2 separate regions of the Homo sapiens genome follow, and region 1 is linked to region 2. A link is a loop called in an ENCODE intact Hi-C map of the cell type or tissue named here. Cell type or tissue: dorsolateral prefrontal cortex. All regions are shown on one strand. Links, peaks and the distances in the headings refer to the core of each region. The heading gives the core; the rest is flanking DNA. Region 1 overlaps TVP23C-CDRT4 (TVP23C-CDRT4 readthrough). Region 2 has its middle 39 kb from the start of TEKT3.

Region 1 (11,641 bases), core at 3,410-11,409, 65 kb before region 2:
TGGCAGCAGGCAAGACAGCATGTGCAGGGGAACTGCCCTTTATAAAACCATCAGATCTTGTAAGACTTATTCACTATCATAAGAACAGCACGGGAAAAACCCACCCCCATGATTCAGTTACCTCCCACCAGGTCCCTCCCACAACACGTGGGGATTATGGGAGCTACGATTCAAGTTGAGATTTGGGTGGGGACATAGCCAAATCATATCATAGGGGAACAAGAGTGGAAGCAGGGAGACCAGTAGCAGGTGTTCAGTAGTTCAGTTAGTAGATGTTGATGTCTTAGAGGAGGCTGGTGGTGTAGAGAAGTTAAATCATGCTGGGTTTGGGGAGGATAATGGGCTGGAGATATTGAATGAAGAAGAAAGAGATGTTAGATGTTTGAACTGGGCAATTCGATGAATGATGATGCCTCTTTCTGAGATGGAAGAGACCAGAGAGGAACATTTTATGGAGTAAGGTCAAGAGTTTGTTTGAACCATGAAAAGTTTGAGAGGTTATTAGATATACAAATAAAGATGTAGTATATTGGCAGTTGGATATATGTATTTGGACTTTGGGAAAGAAGTCAGTCTAGTTAGATGTGGCAAATTGATGAGATGTAGAGCCACAAAACTGATTGCCATCACTTTGGGGATGTGTGGAAATAAAAAAAAAAAAAGAAGGGAACTAGAAATCCTCAATGGAGACAGAAGGAGCTTGCTGAGTGATGGTGGGATTCCACTCCTGTGGCATCATGGAAACCAGGTGGGAGAACATTTCAAGAATGTGAGAGTGAGTGCTCAACTCTATCCATGACCATTGCATTTTGGAAGGTGGAGGGTGAGAGGCCTGAGCTGCAAGTGGAGAGGTGTTCTTTGACAGGAATACAGATGCCTCATTCATAGTAGTGGGAAGGAAGGCATAGTGCAGGGGAGCTTATGGTGGAGAGTTGGTACGAGTGATGGTGGGAGATGAGGGAGTTCTTGATGGATTCTTGGATTTTTCTCAAAGCCGGGCAAGACAAAGACAACCTACAATGGAAGGAGAAGGAGGTGAAGAGGAGGTTTGAAATAGTTGCTTGGTGGGAATATAAAATATTTAACTTCTATTGAAAAAAGTATGAAAATTTCTTAAAGAACTAAACATAGAACTACCATTGGACACAACAGTTCCACTACTGGGAATCTACCTGAAGGAATATAAATCATTTTATCAAAAAGACACCTGCACTCATATGTTTATCCCAGCACTATTCATAATAGCAGTCATGGAATCAACCTAAGTGTCCACCAATGGTTGACTGGATAAGAAAAATGTGGCATATATATGCCATGGAATACTATGCAGCCATGAGAAAGAATGAAAGACTGTCCTTTGCAGCAATATAGATGGAGCTGGAAGCCATTATTCTAAGTAAACTAACCCAGAAGCAGAAAATAAAATATCACATGTTCTCACTTATGACTGGGAGGTAAACGATGTGTACACATGGACATAAAGGTGAAGATAACAGACACTGTGGACTCCAAAAGGGAGGAGGATGAGAGGAGGGTGAGGGTGGAACAATTACCTGTTGGGTACAAAGTTCAATATTTTGGGTGATGGGTTCACCAGGATCCCAAGCCCACCATGACACGATATACCCACGTAACAAACAGGCACACGGACCCTTGAATCTAAAATAAATATAATATTAAAAAAAGAAAGAGTTGCTTGGGGAGTGGAAAAGTGAAAAGAGTAGGAAGGGAGAAGTGTTGGTTGGACTACCTCTGTTGATTGACTTGGAGATAGAGGAGCAAGTGTGTGGAATTATAAAGAAAAGGATTCTGCAGCTAGACTGCCTGAGGGCAAATCCTGTTTTTTGTCACCTAATTGTTGTGTGACCTTGGACAGGCTGCTTAATGTCCCTACAGGCTCCAGTTTACTTGCCTGTGAAATGGGGTTAATACAATAGTACCTAATGCATATGGGTTTTGTTAGGATTTAATTAGTCACTATAGGTAATACACTTAGCGTGTGCCCTGGTCACACCACACGGCATAGAAATGTTAGCTGTTACTCCACGTGGGACCAATCGGCACAGTGGCGTTTTCCTCTCACCAAGTTTAGTTGCTGAGATGACAGCACCCAAAAGAGCCCCACAGGTGGATTGAACTGGTATTAAGGCTTTGCCATGCAAATATGTGTGAAATAAGAGTGAGATGCTTGCAGCTTAGATTTTGGATGTAGCATCGTTATTGGGGATGATAAGAACAGTGGCCTGATCACAGAGGCACGGGTGGTGGAGACTGAGAGGAAGACCTGGTGATTGGAAATGAGCAGGTCAAGGACTGCTGGGCTGGAGGTCTGCACAGATCATTCAGGAGACAATGAAGAAGCCACGGTGATGACAGGGAACAGCGCAAAGGAGGACAGTGTGCCTGGGGCTCAAGTTGTCAGGGACTGAGGGGCAGAGGACAGCGCTCAGGAGCTGGCAGCAACCGGGCAGGTGAGGTGGTGGTGTAGCCTGGGGGCACAAGCTTCAGAGGAGGAGGAAGGAAGGAAAATGGTTTGAGGATGGCAGTAGTGGGGAAGGAAAGTGACTGCCTCCAGGCTCCGGAACAACCTTTCCTTGAGAGGCCTGCAAAGGCCCAGGAGAGAGAGCGCGTCTCCTGATGATGACCTGACAAAGTTCTCTTGGCAGAAAGTCCCAGGGGTGTCTGCGGCAGAAGGGAGAGAGGGTGTGTGTCTCCACATTTCAGCTTCTTACCCTCAGCTTTTCAGATTTTGAATGCAAGGTCATCAGTTTACGTGAGGCCTGAAGTAAAGCCCTACACCTTTTGCTTTCTGGCAATTTCTCAATGTAATTGTGACACACACTATTTATAATACAGTCACTTTCACCTTCCTCTGAGAGCACATGAGTGATTCCCTTCCTGGAAGGGTTAGGAAAGTGTTTTCTGCATGGTCATGCTATGGGCTGGGATATTTGGAGGATGTGCAGTTCCTTAGAAGTGGAGACTGGGGCTTCTTCTAGGTAAAATCTCAAATGCAAGTCACCTTCTTCAAAACAACACTGGCCTGGATTCCTAGTGCTTTGAGCGTTTGAAAAGGGGTGGCTTGGCCCATTGATTGAGCGCAGTCCTGGGAAATGCCGGGCTGTTTCCCTGAAGTGTTCTCCAGGTTCACAATGTCCCTATTGTTTCAACGGAGCAGGACTTCCTTTTTCTGATTGATTAGATATTATGAGGCAACACATTTTAATAGTCACACTGCTCAGGAGCTGTCAGGCAGAGAGAGGGTCTCTGAGCACAAATTGCTTAAAGCCTTTCATGTTTGCTTTCCTGAATATGAGTTTGTAGGGCTATTTCTTGCTGCTTGTTTCTCCGTATCTTTCTTACTTGTCCAGTCTGCCAGTGTACAAGCCTACCCCAAAAATGTCCATGGAAGAAAAAGGTTGAAAAGCTCTCCTCTGATTATGCCTGCTTGGCTAGTTCTGGAAATTCTATTTTTAAATTTGGAACTTGATCTGTAGATAATAGATCAATAGATAATGACCACATGTGTTTTATGCTTAATGGGCCTTCCAATGTCATCTTAAAGTGGGAATTTAATATTTGTAATTGAATATTCCTTGGATAAATATAAAATTCAGATTCATGGTTGTACCTGATAAGTATACAGTGCCTAATGCTTCTTCCCGCAGTGAATTTATAAAGTGTTTCTTCAGCCAATTCAGCATTATAATTCACATGCAGAAAACACACTGTTTGGAAACTGCCTATATTATCTGCATGCTGGAAGAAGAACATGGATCCCGAGTGGGGAAGCACTTCACTCAGGATTTGGAAGCAATGAGGCTGGCATTTAAACCATGCCCACTGCCCATCATTTCCTTTGCCCTTTGAGATCCAGCATAACCATTTTCTCTTCTTGAACCTCCTTCTTGACACTCCTCCCCACCCAGGTTGAATTAGGAAACTGGTGGTCTGTCTTCCTCATGGGGCTGTGAGCTCCTTGAACCAAGACTCAGTGCCTGCCTGATGTATGAGATGCTTAGTCAGTACCTGACTGCAGAGTGGTTGATGGAACATGTATTGTCCTATGTACTGGGAGGCCTCTGCTTTTGTTTCTCGTAACACAGATAGCAATGATTAGTCTGGATTTATCAGCACGGGAAACCTGGATTGCGGACCCTTGACATTGAGAAGGGTAGATCCCAAAGTAAGAGGCAAATGTGGAAAATCCACAGTGGGTCCTGGGTGAGTGCAGGACCTGTCCCTCTTAGAAGAGTAATGTTTGGAGCTCAGGATAGGTTTTTTGAATGTGTGCATGTGTGCATGAATGAATATGTTGAATGGCCATAGGTACTTGAACTGCGTTTTCACCATTGGAAAATAAAATGCCCTCAACGTACACATATAATCGTTACAGAAAATAAAGTATAGAAGCATTATCAAGAAGCAACATATCCCCTCCTTCCCATCATAAGTGATGAATCAGTAATGCCAAGTCTGTGTTAGAAGATGAGCAATTCTGATCAGACTCCCACCTCCCCACCCTGATGTGGTTAGAGACAGCTGATCCACCAGAAAGAGGCACGGTCTGTATAAGAACATGCTAACACTACCAAATGGCCCACTGTATGCAACGTGACTTTTTAAAGATAGTGCGGTAATGGACTTGTTTCTCTCCTTTGTGTGTGTGTTCGTTTCTGGGGAGAGGCGCTAGAGAGGAAGACGTGTCCAGCAAATTATTGCATAGGGAGAGGGAGAGAGATGCCTTCTTTCCCGAAAGACCAATTCGCCCCTCCCCACTCCCATTGCCCTTTGCCTTAACATTTCTACGATTCCCAAGGGTCCCCAGTGTCTGTGTCACTAAAGGCACAAGAAATGGTCATCTTCTTGTGTGCACCCCGCAGAACCCATTTGTTAGAGGTGGGGCAATGGTGACAGTTTCCATGGGATAGGGGCGGGGTAAAGAAGTGGAGAGAGTCAGAAGGGGGCGCCACTGAGAATCCGTAGGTGTGCACTCGGTGCTTCCCAGCGTTTCTGTTTGAAGTTCAGGGAGTCAGCACATGTGCTGGTCCTGTGAGATGGGCAGTTTTGTGGGTCTCTTGTCGGCCCATTCGGGTGGAGATCAGCATGGAAACCGCAAGTTCTGCTAAGTGGATCCTTGCTCAGGAGCATCTTTCCAGATCTCAGAGATAAGCTTTTCAAGACACTTCTGGCTTTAGTGGTAGCTTCCTCTTTAGCCAAACATAAATGAGGAGTGGCTAGAGGGAAGGAAAAAAAGAAAAAAGCAGAGGGCAGGGAGGAGATGGAAGGTCAAAGAGGATAAAATGCAGAGGTGAAATGAGGGTTTGCATCAGGCTCCTGTTTGAGAAAATGTGATTCTCCTTCTGGGGCCAGGCAAGACACTTAGGGATGGCTCAGGAAGAAAAGTGGGAGGTGAGACAAACAAAAGAAGCCTTGCAGATTGGAGCAGAGAAGAGAAGAAAGAGGCTGAACAGAGTGAACACAGGTCTTGTTTCCAGTGGAGCTTTTTCTTCTGCATAGGGACAGTTTTGGGGACTCTGCAGCTGATTTCAGGGAAGGTGATTCATTGAAGACCCTGTTATACCCTGAGCAAGTTCATCATTCTATCCTCTTACTCCATAACATTCTCTGAGGCTTGCAATTCCAAAACAAGGGCAGGAGAAGAACATTTTTTCACTGGTTGCTAGTTCCATGAGATGACCCACGCATTAAATGAATGAATGAATGAGTGATTCCTTGGTCAAATGAGATTAGGGGATGCTGCATATTCAGTCTTCCTTTTGGAGAATTACAGAACAAGTTAACATATATCAGACTCTGAAAATCCTGCTCCAAAGGAATTTTTTTAACATGGCATTTTTTTTCTAACTTAGTTGACTGAGGACAGGCCTGAAATCTTGCAGATTTAGAAGATGTGGCGACTCCTGGGTTGAACAATCTGTATGGCTTTATAGGGCAGCTTTTGCCATGGGCCCCTTCTTTTTCTTTAAGTAATACCTATTAACATCTTGAGGAGAGATTCTTGCATTCTGTGGGACACAGTTTAGGAAACACTAGATTGAGATAATAATCCACTCATCATGACTATGTAAATGGAACTACTTTCACAGCCTTAGTAGGGCAAAAAGTCTGAGTGGGGTCGATTTGTGCCAGAGCACTAATCCATCAATCCTGCCTGGAACCCGTAAAATCCTTTTGCAAGATGGTTTCCTGAGATAAGGATGCAGCTTGCGGCCAGAGAGGGTGAGATCATTAGATTTGCATGAGAGTCCCATGGCGGCCACAGTTTCCTTAGCTCTGTACTTTAAAGCCACTGCTTCTTCTTTGATCTAAGTCAATTTTGGTATTGGCAGGTGGTGGTTGTGGAAATACTTCATGGCCCTTTTAAATGTTTAAAGGCCCTTGAGATGCAGTGCTGACTATAATCAGGGATTCTTGAGTGAAAGCATGTGTCTTAGGACTGGAAAGGGACTAAAAAGATCTTCTGGACCTCTCTCTCTCTCTCTCTCTCTCTCTCTCTCTGCGCTTGGCTAATTTTTATATTTTTAGTAGAGACGGGGTTTCGTCATGCTGGCCAGACTGGCCTCGAACTCCTGGCCTCAAGTGATCCACTCACCTTGGCCTCCTAAAGTGCTGGGATTACAGTGTGAGCCACCGCGCCCGGTTCTTTTTCTGTTTCTAAGTAGTTAATAATAATATTTTATAAATCTTCAATTTGTTTTTGTTTTAGATTCTAGAACAGCAGTTCCCAAATTTTGCTGCACAGAGAAATTGTCTGGGACACTTTTAATTCCAGTGCCTGTACTGCATCCCATTCCAATCAAATCACGATGTTGGGAGTGGGCACCTACATTTGTATTTTTCCAAGATCCCTAGTAATTCCAATGTGCTGCAAAGTTTGGGGACCACTGGGTTTAGAAGCATTTTAATTTCCAGACATTTTTTTTCCAAATCAATAGGTCTTTTATTGCATCTTTTAAATATCACAAGTAGGTCTTAGGAATCATCCGGCATCTTGTTTCTGTAGCTGGACATCTCTTAGATCTTATTCATCGGCCTGCTGAACAGTTCCTTTTTCAGAGACATATATACCATCCAAAAATTTCCTGATTGCCTTGTTTTTAACTGTTGTGGCTTGCTGAATCAAAGTCGCTGAATTTGAAACAAGCTCAATGTTGTTTCCTTCATCTTTCTGGGTTTGAGATACTGAACAGGCAACACTTGGTCTCATCCAAACCCTGTGGATGTATTTTTCACCCAAGAAATTTTGGATTTCGACAGGAGACCCATTCTCCTGGATAACAACATTGATGGGGAAGTGAGCATACACAGACCTCAACTTGTAGTGGAAGCCCAGTGTGACACCCTTGATCATGTTCTGTACATGAGTAAAATAGTCCAAACGGTAGCAGTTCCTTTCCGTTACCCCACCCTTTGTCAACCCGGAGCCTTTTTTGTTTTCTGTCCGAGAAGACTGGGTTCTACACTGATGTGATTGAAGTCCCTCTGGGGCCCTTCACGATAACTGTGTGTCCCTTCAGAGTAATGTTGACATTTTCTAGAATGTTAGCAGTCTGATTGCTGAGAACGGTCTTCATTCTCGCAGCAGACATGGCAAAGAAAGCAATTACCAGACATTTTTAAAACAACTGTGGGCTAGGTGTTATGATTCACACCTATAATCCCGGCACTTTGGGACGCAGAGGTGGGAGGATCGCTTGGGCCCAGGAACTTGAGATCAGGCAAAATAGCGAGACCCCTGTCTCTACTAAAAAAAAAAAAAAAAAAAATTATCCAGCTATGGTGGTGTGTGCCTGTAGTCCCAGCTACCCAGGAGGTGAAGGCAGGAGGATTGCTTGAGCCCAGGAGTTCAAGGCTGCGGTGAGCTACGATCGTGCCACTACACTCCAGCCTGAGTGACAGAGTGAGGCCCTGTCTCTAAAAAAAAAAAAAAGAAAGAAAAAAAGAAATTACAGAACTGTGTCTTCTGGGACAGGAGTTCATCCTCTTCCTCATTTTGTAAGTGACAACTGAGGTCCTAAGAAGTTAAGGAAGGTGATCAAGGTTGATTGTTTCACGTTCCAGGTAATTGAATGATTTAGGCCAAACCTAGTCTGTCAGACTAGATTCTGAAAATGGTGGGATGAGAGATTGAGCGGGGGAGTGGGGAGCTGGCTCTGAAAGCCCAGTAGTCTGAACTTGGGCTTTGTGTCTGTAGGAAAAACAAGAAAGCCGCTTCAACGCTCTGCCTCCTGCCCCTCCCGTCAATGCTGTTTCTGTCTGTAGACTGCTGGTTTGCATTTCATTTACAGGGACACAAAATGGAACCTTTGTGCTGGAATTGAAGGAAATTATAAAAGCCCACAGCTTCTCTTCAGACTTAATGTCAACTATTTGTCTCCTGTTATTTTCAAACAAACAAGTCCTCCCCATGAGTTTTGAGGCAGTCTCAAACACTCCCTCCCTTGGTTCTTTTTATCGTTTCCTAGTTCCTGCTTCAGCAGGTACGAGAAAAACCCACCATTCGTAGACTTGTCCTATCAGCCACACGGCACAGCTGTAGGGGTCAGGTGAGTCCTGGCCAGAGGCTCTGAGCAGGATGGTGGGTCACACAGATGCACACAAGTCTGGAAACAAATGTTTGTAAGACTGGGCTTTCCTGAGGCTTCAGGGTTCATCAACTAGAAACTTAGAAGCAATGATGAAAGGAATGACTCCCAATCCCTCCAAATACTGCCAGCTGAAACATATTTCCACCATCTGGCATCCTATTTACAGATGAGAAGATGAAGAAAAATTTCTTTCTTTCTTTTTTTTTTTTTTCTTGGAGACGGAGTCTCACTCCTTTGCCCAGGCTGGAGTGCAGTGGCACGATCCCGGTTCACTGCAACCTCCGCCTCCTGGGTTCAAGTGACTCTTCTGCCTCAGCCTCCTGAGCAGCTGGGATTACAGGCATGCATCACCACGCCCAGCTAATTTTGTATATTTAGTAGAGACAGGGTTTCACCATGTTAGCCAGGCTGATCTCGAACTCCCAACCTCAGGTGATCCGCCCGTCGTGGTCTCCCAAAGTGCTGGGATTACAGGCATGAGCTACCGCGCCCAGCCAAGAAATTTCTAACAATGCTAAAATATGGAAGAAGTAAAGAGTTCTATTTTCACTAGAGGTGGACAGGCCCAAGTTGGGTGGCCACTTGCGTGTCATGTGCTGTGTTATGGGGGACTTGGAATGGGTGACTTTAGATTCTGAAGCCTTATGGTAGGTCTTAGAAGGAGAACTAAGATGCTTTACCTTACAATTAAAAAAAAATGATGACATGAAACTTTCTCTACGTTAGATGACTATTTGAGCATTATTTCTTCCCTAGCCTCAGAATAATGACATTGTGAATTCTTCTAGAACTGCACTGCTGTGGAAGATTGGCACTGATACCCACAGCAGGGACTCTGTAAGATCTGTCTCTAAATAGGTTTGACAAAAAGAGCATTTTTTTGGGAGTATGAATGAATCTCCGGGATGCCATCCTTTGTTAGATGTGTTATAATAAAATGCTGGAATGTGTGAATAATTTACTCTATAAAAATAGTGGAATTTAAAGTTGACCCTGTCAATGACACACTCACTACCATTCCACAATAGTTCCTTGATTAGGGAAAAAGGGGGATGAAAAACCTGGGAACTGCTTATCTCGGAGGAGTGTTCCATGCAGAAATGAGTCAGCCCTCACGTACGTGGCAGCTGATAAAAAAGGCTTAACACCCACTACTCAGTCTAAACCAGGGCTACGCAGAGTATGAACCACAGGCCAGCAACATCAGTATCATTTAGGAGTTACTTAGAGATGCAGATTCTCAGGTCCTCAAAACAGACCTACTGAATCAGAATCTCTAAGGTGGGACCTGGGTGTCTGTGGTTGCACAAGGTCTCCAGGTGATTCTAGTACTTGGTAAAATTTGAGAAGCACTGCCTTCGACCCATGGTTCTCAAAGTGTGATCGCCAGACCAAAAGCACCAGCATCATCTGGGAGCTGTTCAGAATTATCTGAGACTCTTTCTCAATGGGCTTTTGCAGGTGATAGTAGAAATGCTTCATGGCACTTTTAAGTGCTTAAAGGCCAAAGAGATGGCAAAATCGAATATAGAAATGTAATGAACTCTTAGGCATACGCATGTGTCTTAGAGCTGGAAAGGAACCAAAAAGATCTCCTGGACTCATTTCTTGTCTCTAGGTAGTTAATAATATAACCTTACAAATCTCCAGTAGTTTTTTTTTCTTTCCCCCTTTTGGCTTAAAACAGCGGTTGCTAAATCAGCAGTTCTGGAGGTGGGCTCAGCAATCTGGGCTTTAACAAGCTCTCCAGGTGGATGCAGCCTCAAGTTTGAGAACCACTACACTATGGTTTCCATCAGATTTCCCCCCTGCATGGTTGCATAGAGCATTAGACTTCCATGTTTCAGCCTGGGCTTGGGGCCCTGGTAGCTGACTCCTGGCCACTGCCCATCTCTGCTACCTTCTGTCATTCCAGGCTGAGAAGTGCAGGTTGGATGTCGTGCTTGTAGTAATGTGACCACTCTTGGACTCTGGTAGAGGAGATAGAAAGGTTTTGAAACGGGGACTTTTTTTTTTCACTTCCCCTCTGTGGACCAGCCTCCACACAGCCCCCAGCCTACCCAGCCTCTCTCCTTTAAAGTTAGGAGACTGGAAAGCAGAACACCCAGAGACTATCATGACAGTCTACAGCTCTTGAGCAAGGCCATGCCTGCAGGCCTTTGCGGGGCTCACTTGGCCTGTCTCCAGCTCCACAAAAAACATGTCCTCTTCTCAGGGGGTGGAGTCATCTTAGCCTCATGCAGTGACCATATAGGACTTAGAACCACCCCCACCCAGGGTGGCTACTAATTGCTTTCCAGTTTGAGGAGGCTCTGGCTAACAAGTGTATTTTCCCATAGGAATCTGAACCTGTGATGTTAAGAAATCAGTAAATATTAAAAAGAAGATGGATGCAAGAAGGATGAAGAAAGAAGAAGGTAGGGTTGGGAGTGTTACCAGTGGAAGCTCCTGCACTGGGGCCGTCTAGGGTTGGAGGATTCGCAGTGGGAAGAGGCCACTGGGCGGCCACTCTTTTTTTTTTTTAATATATATTTTTATTATACTTAAAGTTCTAGGGTACATGTGCACAACGTGCAGGTTTGTTACATATGTATACATGTGACATGTTGGTGTGCTGCACCCATTAACTCATCATTTACATTAGGTATATCTCCTAATGCTATCCCTCCCCCCTCTCCCCACCACAAACAGGCCCCAGTGTGTGATGTTCCCCTTCCTGTGTCCAAGTGTTCTCATTGTTCAATTCCCACCTAGGAGTGAGAACATAACGGTGTTTGGTTTTTTGTCCTTGTGATAGTTTGCTGAGGATGATGGTTTCCAGCTTCATCCATGTCCCTACAAAGGACATGAACTCATCATTTTTTATGGCTGCATAGTATTCCATGGTGTGTATGTGCCACATTTTCTTAATCCAGTCTATCATTGTTGGACATTTGGGTTGGTTCCAAGTCTTTGCTATTGTGAATAGTGCGGGCAGCCACTCTTGTTATGGTGGCAGAGAACACAGCATGTTCAGGAGATGGAACGGG
Region 2 (11,322 bases), core at 3,323-11,322:
GCACCATTTGACATTCTATTAGCAAAGTTTGAGAGTTCCAGTTTCTCTACATCCTTGCCAACACTTGGTATACCAGTCTATTTAACCATAGATATTCTAGTGGATGTGTAGTGATAGCTCATTATAGTTTTAATTTGCTTTTCCATAATGGTTTAATGGTGCTGAGCATCTTTTCATATGTTTATTTGCTATCTGCATATCTTCTTTGGTCAAGTGTTTGTCCAACTAGTTTGTCAATTTTTATTGAGTTTTCTTCTTATTAAGTTATAAGAGTACTTTATATAAGGACATACAAATCATTTATGGGATGTATGTATTGCAAATATTTTCTCCTAGTCTGTGGCAAGGCAAGCTATGCTTTAAGTAAACATCTTTTCCTTATGAGAACTGGGTTTTATTTTATTTATTGGGAGAAAAACAAACTATTCTATTCATTTGACTGGAATTAAGACAAGAGAGATTAAATTGTTTAACCAGTAAAGCAAATACTGGCAAGCATTTCCTTCTGTTACTGGAACAACACGACAAAGAAGCAAGAGAAGCCAAAGATTGACAGGTATTTTCTAAACGTTTGCTAATTTTATTTAAAATGAGTTATCATTTTTTTTGCTCTTTCATCATTTAGTAATTGCTATTATTCTTATTTGAATTTAATTATGAGTGAGACTCTGCTTCTTATAAGGCCATTTGTGTTTCTTTTTTTCTGAAATGGCTGCTTATCTCCATTTGCCATTTTTCATAGAATTATCTTTCAAAAATTTATGTATGACCTCCTTATGAATTAATATCTGCATATATATCTGAATACGAATTGCAAACATTTTTCCAGTTTGTGGTTTTGTTGGTGGTTTTTTCTTTTAAAATTTTTATATTATTATTATTATTTTGTAGAGATGAGACCTCCCTATGTTGCGCAGGCTGGTCTCAACCCCCTGGGCACAAGTGATCCTCCTGCCTTGACCTCCCAGAGGGCTGGGAATATTGTTGTTTTTTTCTTTTTCTTTTTCTTTTTCTTTTTTTTTTTTCAACAGAGGAGTTTTAAATTGTATGAGAAGGATTGTGAAGGGTGAGAGATAGAGATAAAAATCCCAGATACCTGACAGGGACCTCGCCTTTCCTTCTCGTACTGGGACTGCCAAGATGAGAAGAGGGCTGGTTATTAGTGGAAAGGGTCAAGAGCCATCTGAGCTTGTTCAGAAAAGAATATAAGGAAGGAGAACAGATCTGAAGCTTAAGAAGCCCCAGATTCTAATCACTCTGCTGCTGTCACTCAGCACCTGACAGGGTGCCAGGCAGCCATTCCCTCTGGGCTTCTGTACTGACATTTTAAAAATGAAGGGTTTTGTGCAGATGATTTCTAGAGTCTGATTCAGTTTCGATATCATTTGCCACGGGACTGTAGAGCCATCGCCTTGGCATCTATCAGCTGCTGGGATTCCTCAGGCAGACAGAATCAGGATATCCATGACATTCAAGTTAGCCTGGAAGCTTGTAAAGTATCACCCCATTTCGACTTTCTCTTCCGTCAGCTCTTCCCCTTGTTTCCCCTTACTGACTTTGCTCAAAATATGCAGCTTGTGGGGGAAGGGACAGGAAATTGCACAAAAACCCTTGGATACTCTTGGTTCCAGGGGGTTGGCAGGGAGGCAGAAGGGCGAGAGCACTGCTTTTGGAGCTGGATGGCTTTAATCCCAGCTCTGTCCTCACCAGCTGCGCGACCTTGGATGTGCTACTGAAACTCACAGCATATCTGTTTCCTCTTCCGTAGAATTTTCTTAGCTGCCTTTCTCTTGGATTATTGGAGGACCACTAAACAAATGTATAATTTTTCACCTATTACAATAATAAAAAAATCAGCACATATAAATGAACTATGGTTCATTTATAGGTGCTTAAGTTTCTTGTTGATTAAAGGAACACATAATAAAGAAAAGGGAAATTAACACTCATTTATCATTAGTGGGAGTTTTAAATGATAGATTATTTTTGGAGGCCAATCTGTCATTATTTATCAATAACTTAAAAAACTCAGCAAGCCTTTTAATCCAGCAATTCCCCTCCTAGGGACACTGTTTTAAGAAAATAACCAAAGAGTATATAAGGGTATCTGATGTCACAGGTATAATAGTGGAAAAACTGGCAACATTATAAATGCGCAATAATGGGGTATTGGCCAAATAAATACTGGTTCAGTCACAGTGGATACAATGGATACAAGATGTAGCCACTGCAAAGGTTATGCTAGAAGTCTACCATTTGGTTTAGGGAACAGGCTTTGGTGCCTGGGATGAAGCCTGGGTCTGCTGCTTGCTAGCTCTGTGGACTTTGGCAAATTTACTTACTCTCTCAAAACATTAATTTTCCCATTTTTAAAGTGGTTGTAATGATGCCAACCTCACTGGGTCAGGAAAATCTGACAAGTGCTTGAGAGAGCTGCGGGCAGGCTGCTGGAGCCCCAAGATGGCAGGAGTGATCAATTCACGGGAAAAGATGGAATACATAAAATGAAATAACATATATTCCAATTATATACCTGATATAATTCCTAAGGAAATCGGTAAAGGAGTTTTGCACCGTTTGGTATAGTTTGATGATTTTTCCATAAAGACATATGATCTGGGCCTGAGGTGCAGTTTTACTTAGTCTGATAAAAGTTTATCCACCAAGAGTGAGCTACATCCCTTTTGGCTGAGTCTGCAATATGTTCCCATCAAGGGACTTTGGATGCTAACTGCTTGGGTGGGGCCAGAAATGCAGCATTAGTGACTCTCAGTGCACCCTGGAAAGCTAATAATGGCAATAATAAAAACTGACATTTTTATTGGGCACTTACTGTCTGCCATGCACTATGCTAAGACTTTCCACAACACTATCGTAGTCACAGCAACCCTGCAATAGGGAACTATTTATCACCTCTATTAAGTGAAGTGGAGGTATAGAAGGGTTAAAGAAAAGTGCCCAAGGTCCCATGGCTATCAAGTGGTATAACAAGGAGCTACTATATTCAAATGTATTGGCTCCCAGCCAGGGGGTTCTGACCAAAAAACACCTTGACAATATCCAAGGACATGTATTAGCAATTAGCTTTGTTAATCAATGTGATCTTGTGCATGTTTCTTCAATAAAATGGCAATCTTAATCATGCCCATTGTGAGGAAGCAATGAGCGGACGCATAAAAAGCATCAGGTGGAGCATCACAGCATAAAAAGCACCACAGCACCCAGGTGGAGTCATAATTTACCAATTTATGTTTTGGCACTGTGTCCCACAGATCTCGGTTGCAGAACCCTTCCCAACAGGGCTCCAGAGATCACCACCAATGAACGCGAGCTGATATGGTGAACTGATGTATTTGCTATCCCTGTGCTACTATTTCCTAGGTGATCTGATGCTGTAATTTCAAATGAAGATGCAAGCTGTGAATGTATGTGGCTATCTTTTCCCATTCCTGGGCTGAAAGCAACTTCCCTTATAAGCCTTGTGCCATCTCCTGCAAACTGTCTTGCTCTCGTCCTTCTTTGGTCACCTCAATCATCCTTGGAAAGAGGGACAGGGCCAGCTCTAATGTTAATAAGGGATGGTGGGAAAAATAAAGTTCATTATTATTATTATTTTTCCAAACACCAACTCTAAGCAGAAATCTTCTTTCTTTTGATACCTTCAAGAATCTTGTTTACTAGATGAAAGTAAACTTAAAGTGAATATTATTAATTCTTAGTAATAAATCCTTGAAATTACTGTTAATGATGTTATTTGTACGTTTTCTTATCTCTTGATTCTCAGCTACTCTCTAGCCATACACATCAGTTTGCAAATTCAATCTTATGAAAAGGAGTTTATTTATTCTCTAAGAAAATGGAATTGTGATGTGGATGAGGTGTCATCTGATGGTGGTTCTTCTGCTACATGGTCCAGACTATAAGGCAGGTGCATTCTTGAAGACTTCTCTGGGGATTAAACAGCTATGTATGACACAGTGAATCATATCTTTGAGCTCTGGGCCAAAAAGGTATGGCCACACATTGTGTAAACATCAGCCTCGTTCCCATTTCCTACTCTTCCAGTGAGCAGAGTATCAAGCTTCATAAAAAGCAAATGATATATGGAAGTTCAGTGGAAATAAGTTATTACAGAAGTGAATGGGGAAATAGTCTCAGAAACTTCTAGAAACTCACAAGTACGCATATTTATTATCCAACTGAATATTCTAATGCTTTATTTGATTTTTTTCTTTGTTAGATGGAAAATGGGGGAATTGCTTCTGCTTTTTCAAGTATGGAAACGCAGAATGGGGTCTTCTCAGTTTGGGGTTTTCTTTCTCTATCTCCCTCAAGAAAGGCAGGGCAGGGGAGGGAGGTGAAGAAAACCAGCTGATATTTATGGGCATTTATTCCATGCTAGGCACAGTTCTGAGAACTTTATATATTTTAACTCTTTTAGTCCTCATGCCAATCCTATGTAGTGAGTACTTTTATTGTCCAGTTTCATAGGAAATAAAGCCAATACATGAAGAAGAATTTGGCCACTTAGTATGTGGTCAAGCCAGGATTCGAGCACAGGTAGTCTCCCTCTAAAACTCTTGCTCTCAACGTGTGTATTATTCTGTTTCCTTATTCAAGACCATAGCTTTCAAACTACAATCAATCCTCATTATTTGCGGATTCTGTATTTGTGAGTTGGTCTGGTCACTAAAATGTATTTGTCACCTCAAGATTCAGGCAGGGCACGGTGGCTCATGCCTGTAATCCCGGCACTTTGGGAGGCCGAGGCAGGCAGATCACGAGATCAGGAGATCGAGACCATCCTGGTAAACGTGGTGAAACCCCATCTCTACTAAAAATACAAAAAAAAAAAAAAAAATTAGCCAGGCGTGGTGGCGCATGCTTGTAGTCCCAGCTACTCGGGAGGCTGAGGCAGGAGAATGGCGTGAACCTGGGAGACAGAGCTTGCAGTGAGCTGAGATCGCACCACTGCACTCCAGGCTGGGAGACAGAACGAGACTCAGTCTCAAAAAAAAAAAAAGATTCATACTCATGCCCTTTGTTCGGCTTCACAGACACACATATGCAACAAAGTGGCAAAAAAATGTCAGTGTCTGAGATGTAAACAAAGTCTTTGCTTTCCTGTTTTGGCTCTCAATACTGTAAATGAGTGTCCTTTGTGAAGTATTTTAGGTATTTTAGTACAATATTTTAACTTTTTTTGTGCTTATCGTTGGTGATTTATTGTTTTTAATGGCCTCCAAGCGTAGTGCTGAAATGCCGTCTAGTGTTCCTAAGTGCAAGAAGGGTGCGATGTGCCTTATGGAGAAAATGCTTGTGTTAGATAAGCTTTGTCTGGGCATGAGTGATAGTGCAGTTAGACATGAAGTCAGTGTTAATGAATCCACAACATGTATAAACTAGGTGTCTTTAAAAGAAAACATATATGAAACAAGGCTTTGTACTTATTGCTTGGCAAAAATGTCAAGATGACAAGAACTAACTGTATTTATTATTGATTATCAATATATTAATATTTGTAAAAATAACTGAACTTCAACAGTATCAAAATGTTTCATTACGATGAAAACTCTAAAACAGAATGGGAGAGTTACTCCTCAGTTGGAACTACCTTTAAACCTTCTCCTGGCCCAGCGTGGTGGCTCACACCTGTAATCCCAGCACTTTGGGAGGCCAAGGCGGGTGGATCACCTGGGGTCAGGAGTTTGAGACCAGCCTGGCCAACATGATGAAACCCAGTCTCTACTACAAAAATACAAAAAATTAGCTGGGTGTGGTGATGCGTGCCTGTAATCCCAGCTACTCAGCAGGCTGAGGCAGGAGAATTGCTTGAATCCAGGAGGTGGAGTTTGCAGTGAGCCGAGGTTGCGCCATTGCACTCCAGCCTGGGCAACAAGAGTGAAACTGTGTCTCAAAACAAAACAAAACAAAAACAAAAACAAAAACTTCTCCTTTGCAGAATTACATAAGGATATTTTAGGCACCTGAGACACAGTGACCAACAGATGACGTCTACTATGATGGTGACAACGACAACATTCTGAGTAATTCAGGTGGATTGGGATGGAACAGAGAGGTGATTCCTAATGTAAGCATTAAACCCACGCCCTGCTCCTACCCTTCTACTAACAAAAAGTTCATGCTTCATAAAAATTAAATGATGTGCCCAAGTCACTGGAAATGAATCATTAAAGGTGAAAATCTTTTTTTTTTTTTTTTTTGAGATGGAGTCTCCCTCTGTCACCCAGGCTGGAGTGCAGTGGCATGATCTCAGCTCACTGCAAGCTCTGCCTCCCGGGTTCACGCCATTCTCCTGCCTCAACCTCCTGAGTAGCTGGGACTACAGGCGCCCGCCACCACACCCGGCTAATTTTTTTTTTTTTGTATTTTTAGTAGAGACGGGGTTTCACTGTGTTAGCCAGGATGGTCTTGATGTTCTGACGTTGTGATCCGCCCGCCTTGGCCTTCCAAAGTGCTGGGATTACAGGCGTGAGCCACTGTGCCCGGCCAGAGGTGAAATTCTTAAAAAAAAATTCTGTACTAGGCAAGAAAGTGAATTCACCACCTAAGAACTCAGCTGTGTCTTACTGTAATCTGTTATTATTTTGCAAAAGTTTGTTCTTGCTGTTTCTGGTCTGACATCTTAAAGTTTTTTCAATTCAATTTGAGATGCCATTCATCATTCAAAGATTGAATTTTCTAAGTTGTATGGTGGTTGGTTGGAGACTGGCCTTGAGACAAATGAGGTTCATTTTTTTGCAAAGAAACTGAACTGCAGAATTACGTATTTCTAGATTTGTAAGAAAATTCCAATGTGAATTCATTTCCCTTCCCCATCTATACAAATGAAGAAATTAAGACCCCCATTTAGTGACTGAGATGGCCTCAGGCCTAGATCCTACGACTTTTGCTCACGGTGCTTCCTAGCACACTCTCTCCCTAGAGTCTATGAAACAAATCTTATCTTCTTAGAAGAAAGGAAAGCAAGACCAGGGTGTTCTCTGTCCATATTCGCCACTCTGCCTAGCGGTGGTCAGCACTTAAGATGGTATCTGAGCTCAGTTAATGCCTGAGTAGCATTCATCTGACCAGCCACCTTCTGATTGTATGTAACTAATCTAAAGTGACTCAAAATGAATGCATCACTGCAAATGCTTCCAAGCCGGAAAAGTCTTTCAAAGCTCATCCTACTGATCCTGGGTAGGCTTTTCCTCTGTGGCCCTTGACACAATTGAAGTAGGTCCATTTGCTGTTCAGCAAGTACTAGGTACTGTTTGTTCTACGCCACATCTTACATCATTAAATGCTTCCAGAGTTCTATGCTCCAATGATGATGGAGGCATGACCATCATGTCTATCATAAAGCTGGGAAAGGCAAAGTACAGAGATGTACTTATCTCATAGCTTTTGGGCAAATGCGGCAAGATTCGGACCTGGGCAGTCCCACCACTAAGCTAGTATTTCCTTTTAGCAATGAGGCTCCTGTGTGGTAGATCTGGAATGCAGGTAGTGCAGGTAGACAGATCCGGGTTAGAATTGCAGCTCTGCCAGCTGACCTTCATCCAGGTACTTAAACTCTTGGATCTTTCATTTTTCCCAGTTCTAAAATAGGAATAATAATACCTACCTAGTGAACAAGTTTTACAAGTGTATCTGTAATTCCAAAGATGTAACACAGTTTTAAGATTATTTAGCTGAATTCACATGTCTGTGTGTGTATGAGAGAACTAAGGATAGGCGTGAGGGTGAGATAAAGGGGGGAAGTGCTTTTCTTTGGCTGTATCTATACACCACTAATAAAAACTCACCCAATTTTCTAGATACCAAGTTCTTAGTAAGCAATAAATCCTCAACCATAAAAATCAACTTTTTTTGCAAGTGGCACCTTTTTTTGAGGAGGTATTTGCTTTCCTCCTCCTTCAATAGACCACGGTCCATGAATTCCTGGAATAGTTTCACTGTAAAAGCCAAAATCCAGGACATCTACAATCGACTGTCTGGACTGTGTCTGTGTTCACTCCCACTGGCTGGAATTTTTTTATGGGAGTTCGGACAAAGGCCATTTTGTGGCTACTCCCTCTGCCCCCTGCTCAGAACTGGCTCTCCTGGAATGCAGTATTTGCAGCTGAACAAAAGGATGCCTTATGTCTCTCTGTACTCCATGGCTGTGCATTGATTCTTTATGGCACTGGTATCAAAACTGCCAGTGTTTCCTCTCACGGCGCCAGAACACGTTGGTCTCCTTGGAGTCCCAGGAAAGTGCTTGAGAAGCTGCAGTATGCAAGAAATGACAGGCTTCATTTATCCAGCAGCTCATGGAGAAAAGCACCTTCCACGCGTTATAAGGATCCTTTTTGTCTGTTTGGGCCCTTGTAGTTGTGAATGACTCAAGTGTGGAGAACTATTCAGCACTATTCATAAGTATGAGTTCTACCAGCTTGCTGTGGAGCTCAGAAGCAACCTGGCCTGACTCAGAGAGCTTTCAAGAAGTCATTATGAAGACTAACGAAGGGCACCACAAGGGGGTGGACTGAACACCCAGATAAAAATGACTTGAAATATTAAGTTCGTGACAGCACCAAGAAATAAGATGAGTACCATATTAGTCAGTTCTCCAAGGTGGGGGCAAACCAGAAGAGCAGAAGATGTAAACCAGAGGGCATCCCAGAAAAAGGCTGCTATGCAGATGTGGTGGGGCAAGGAAGCCCCAGACCCAGAGTCTAGGTAGAAACAAGGGCACAGGCGGGGTCCTGGGGCTTTCTTCAGGGCAATTAGTTGGAAGGCCAGGCAGGCAAGGCAGCCCCTTCCCTCAATCTCAACTTCTGCTATGCAGCAAGAAGCCATGACTGCAGATAGTGTGGTGGGCAACTGGGGCTCAGAAAGAAGGAGGTACCCTGGAGCCTACTACTGCAGCTAAAGAGGGATAGAGACCTGTCCACACACATTAAACGCCTCCGCACATTCACCAAGAACAAGAGACACAGACGATAAACTGTGTCCACAGACAGGCAAGGAGGAAATTCTCAATACAAAGAGAAGAGCAAAAATCATCAGACACTCCAGAAAAACAAACACATGAAACAAAACCACTAAGCTGGCTCGGCGCGGTGGCTCACACCTGTAATACCAGCACTTTGGGAGGCCGAGGTGGGCACATCACCTGAGGTCAGCCGTTCGAGACCAGGCTGACCAACATGGAGAAACCCCGTCTCTACTAAAAATACAAAATTAGCTGGGCATGGTGATGCATGCCTGTAATCCCAGCTACTCAGGAGGCTGAGGAAGGAGAATCACTTGAATCCAGGAGGCGGAGGTTGCGGTGAGCCGAGATCGCACCATTGAACTCCAGCCTGGGCAACAAGAGCGAAACTCCATCTCGAAAAACAAAAACAAACAAAAAAAAAACACAAAACACTAAGCTTAATAAGGCAGAGAAGGAAATTATCTTCTAAGGAAATAGTGAAAATGACCAAATACTTTAAAGATTATTAACATCTTATGATAGGTTACTTGGGGGGAATCGCCACAAAATAAGAATAGTTGGTATAAAACAAGAATCAAGTAGAAACTTTACAAATTTAAAATAAGTGACTTTTAAAAAACTTCAGCATAGTGAGCAAATAACCAAATGTGAAAACTAAATCAGTGGGCTAAACGTCCAAGCCAAGAAAGTCTTCCTAATTTTTTCTTAAATTTAAAATTAAACAAGTTTAATTTGTTGTAAAATACATTACCATCTTAATTATTTTTAAGTGTACAGTTCAGGGGCATTAAGTACATTCATATTGTTGTGTGACCATCACCACCATCCATCCAGAGAACTCTTCCTATCTTGCAAATCCCAGACTCTGTACCCGTTAAAAAACCTCCCACCGCAACTCAACCCAGCCTCTGGCAACCACCATTCTACTTTCTATCTCTATGAATTTAACTATTCTAGGTCTCTTATGTAAGTGGAATCATTCAGCATTTGTCCTTTTGTGGCTGGCTTATTTCACTCTGCATTATGCTCTCAAGGTTCAGCCATATTGTAGCATGTGTCAGAATTTCCTTTCTTTCTAAGGCTGAATAATATTGCCTTGTCTGAAATACCACACCTTGTTTATCCATTCGTCTGTCAGTGGATACTTGGGTTGTTTCTACCTTGTGACTATTGATGCCATTCCCTGATTTTTATGCTATAGAACAAACCATTGAAAGAATAAAATAAAAAGTAAGATATGTATAGATTCAGGAGCTCCAAATACCAAAATTTGAGATGGTCTGGGGAGAGGTAGAAAACTTAAATAAAACAATAACCACAGAAAAATTGAAAAGGCAGTCAAAAATCTAACCCTTAAAAAGATAGAAGGCCTGGATCCTTTTCTGGACACATTCTACCAGAGACTATGTGATATTAACTCTCCCAGAGCATAGAAAAAATGCAAACGTTCTCAATTCATACCACAGGCATAACTTTGAAACTGGACAAGAGCAGAAGGAAAAGAAAACACCTGTTAAAACATGGCAGATCAAATATCTATGTGTATCATTTTTTCTTTTCCCCACTCTCCACCCAAGACCACTCTAACGTAACGTTATAGAAACACAAAAGGTTCTGAGTCCTCCCAGGAGGGCTCAGAAGACAAGACAGGAGCCACCAGTGTGTGAGAGATTTAAACCAATTTCTGGAATATGGAAAACAGGTGGGAGAGAAGAACTGACTTAGCAAAGAGGCAAAAACTGCATTCTAAAATTAGTTGAGTAGGGGATACTGGAAGAAAACAGGTGACTTCATTCATAGAGTCCATAAAACTCTTTGGAGAGTCTGGTCTTGAAAGCATCAGGTCCCACAGAAAGTGGGAGGCAAGCTGGGGGCTGCAAAAAGGCTACAGGAGCACAGACTTCATCCAGAGTTGGGGGTCTCCAGATTGATCTAGCCTGACCTCTGCTCCATGTATAAAGTTGCAGGTTTATATTACAGACAGATTAGATAGAAGGAGTTCTGGTCTTGAACATTTTAGGCACAATGAGGTGGTGTGGTACAGGGATGAAAATGGGTATGAAATGAAGCTCTGCATCCTTCTGCTCTCTTCCCTGGCTCTGCTCACAGTATGCCCCCAGCCACACACAAGGACGTGATTTGGAAAATTCTGACCCAGAGAAAATAGCTCCATTCATTGAAACCTGGAGGTGCCCAAGTGTGGCAGCTGCTGCTTGACAAGTCTTGGCTGTGTACTTTGAGCCTGCAGTCATCTTCTTAGTGCCCCTAAGACTCTGAAACATACATGGGCAGTCAACTTTCATCAGACATTTGGGGGAAGGGTCCAAAACAAACAT

What was found. A loop is a pair of places that touch in the nucleus more often than their neighbours do. Peaks named below come from ENCODE experiments on the same cell type or tissue, not always from the same donor. Only the 100,000 strongest peaks of a DNase experiment are listed, where the experiment ranks them.
Region 1: a loop joins it to region 2, with 3.0 times the contacts of the local background. A loop is called at or near these places in 5 of 110 quality-filtered maps.

Annotation. Positions count from the first base shown.
Region 1 is chr17:15,439,596-15,451,236 of GRCh38, reverse strand. It overlaps TVP23C-CDRT4 (TVP23C-CDRT4 readthrough), which reads left to right. Exons shown (of 6, transcript NR_037924.2): 5 at 10,952-11,029. It overlaps CDRT4 (CMT1A duplicated region transcript 4), which reads left to right. Exons shown (of 4, transcript NM_001204477.2): 3 at 10,952-11,029. The coding sequence starts at 10,999. It also overlaps the pseudogene RPL9P2. Among named protein-coding and RNA genes, the nearest start is that of CDRT4, 22 kb to the left of the region's middle. RefSeq lists enhancers at 1,915-2,414, 2,415-2,916. In dorsolateral prefrontal cortex, for the core only: no CTCF peak of the experiment used is centred there; a DNase peak (open chromatin) is centred at 8,226; H3K4me3 peaks cover 666 bases; H3K27ac peaks cover 2,110 bases.
Region 2 is chr17:15,374,584-15,385,905 of GRCh38, reverse strand. No RefSeq gene overlaps it. Among named protein-coding and RNA genes, the nearest start is that of TEKT3, 39 kb to the right of the region's middle. In dorsolateral prefrontal cortex, for the core only: no CTCF peak of the experiment used is centred there; a DNase peak (open chromatin) is centred at 8,135; H3K4me3 peaks cover 957 bases; H3K27ac peaks cover 2,042 bases.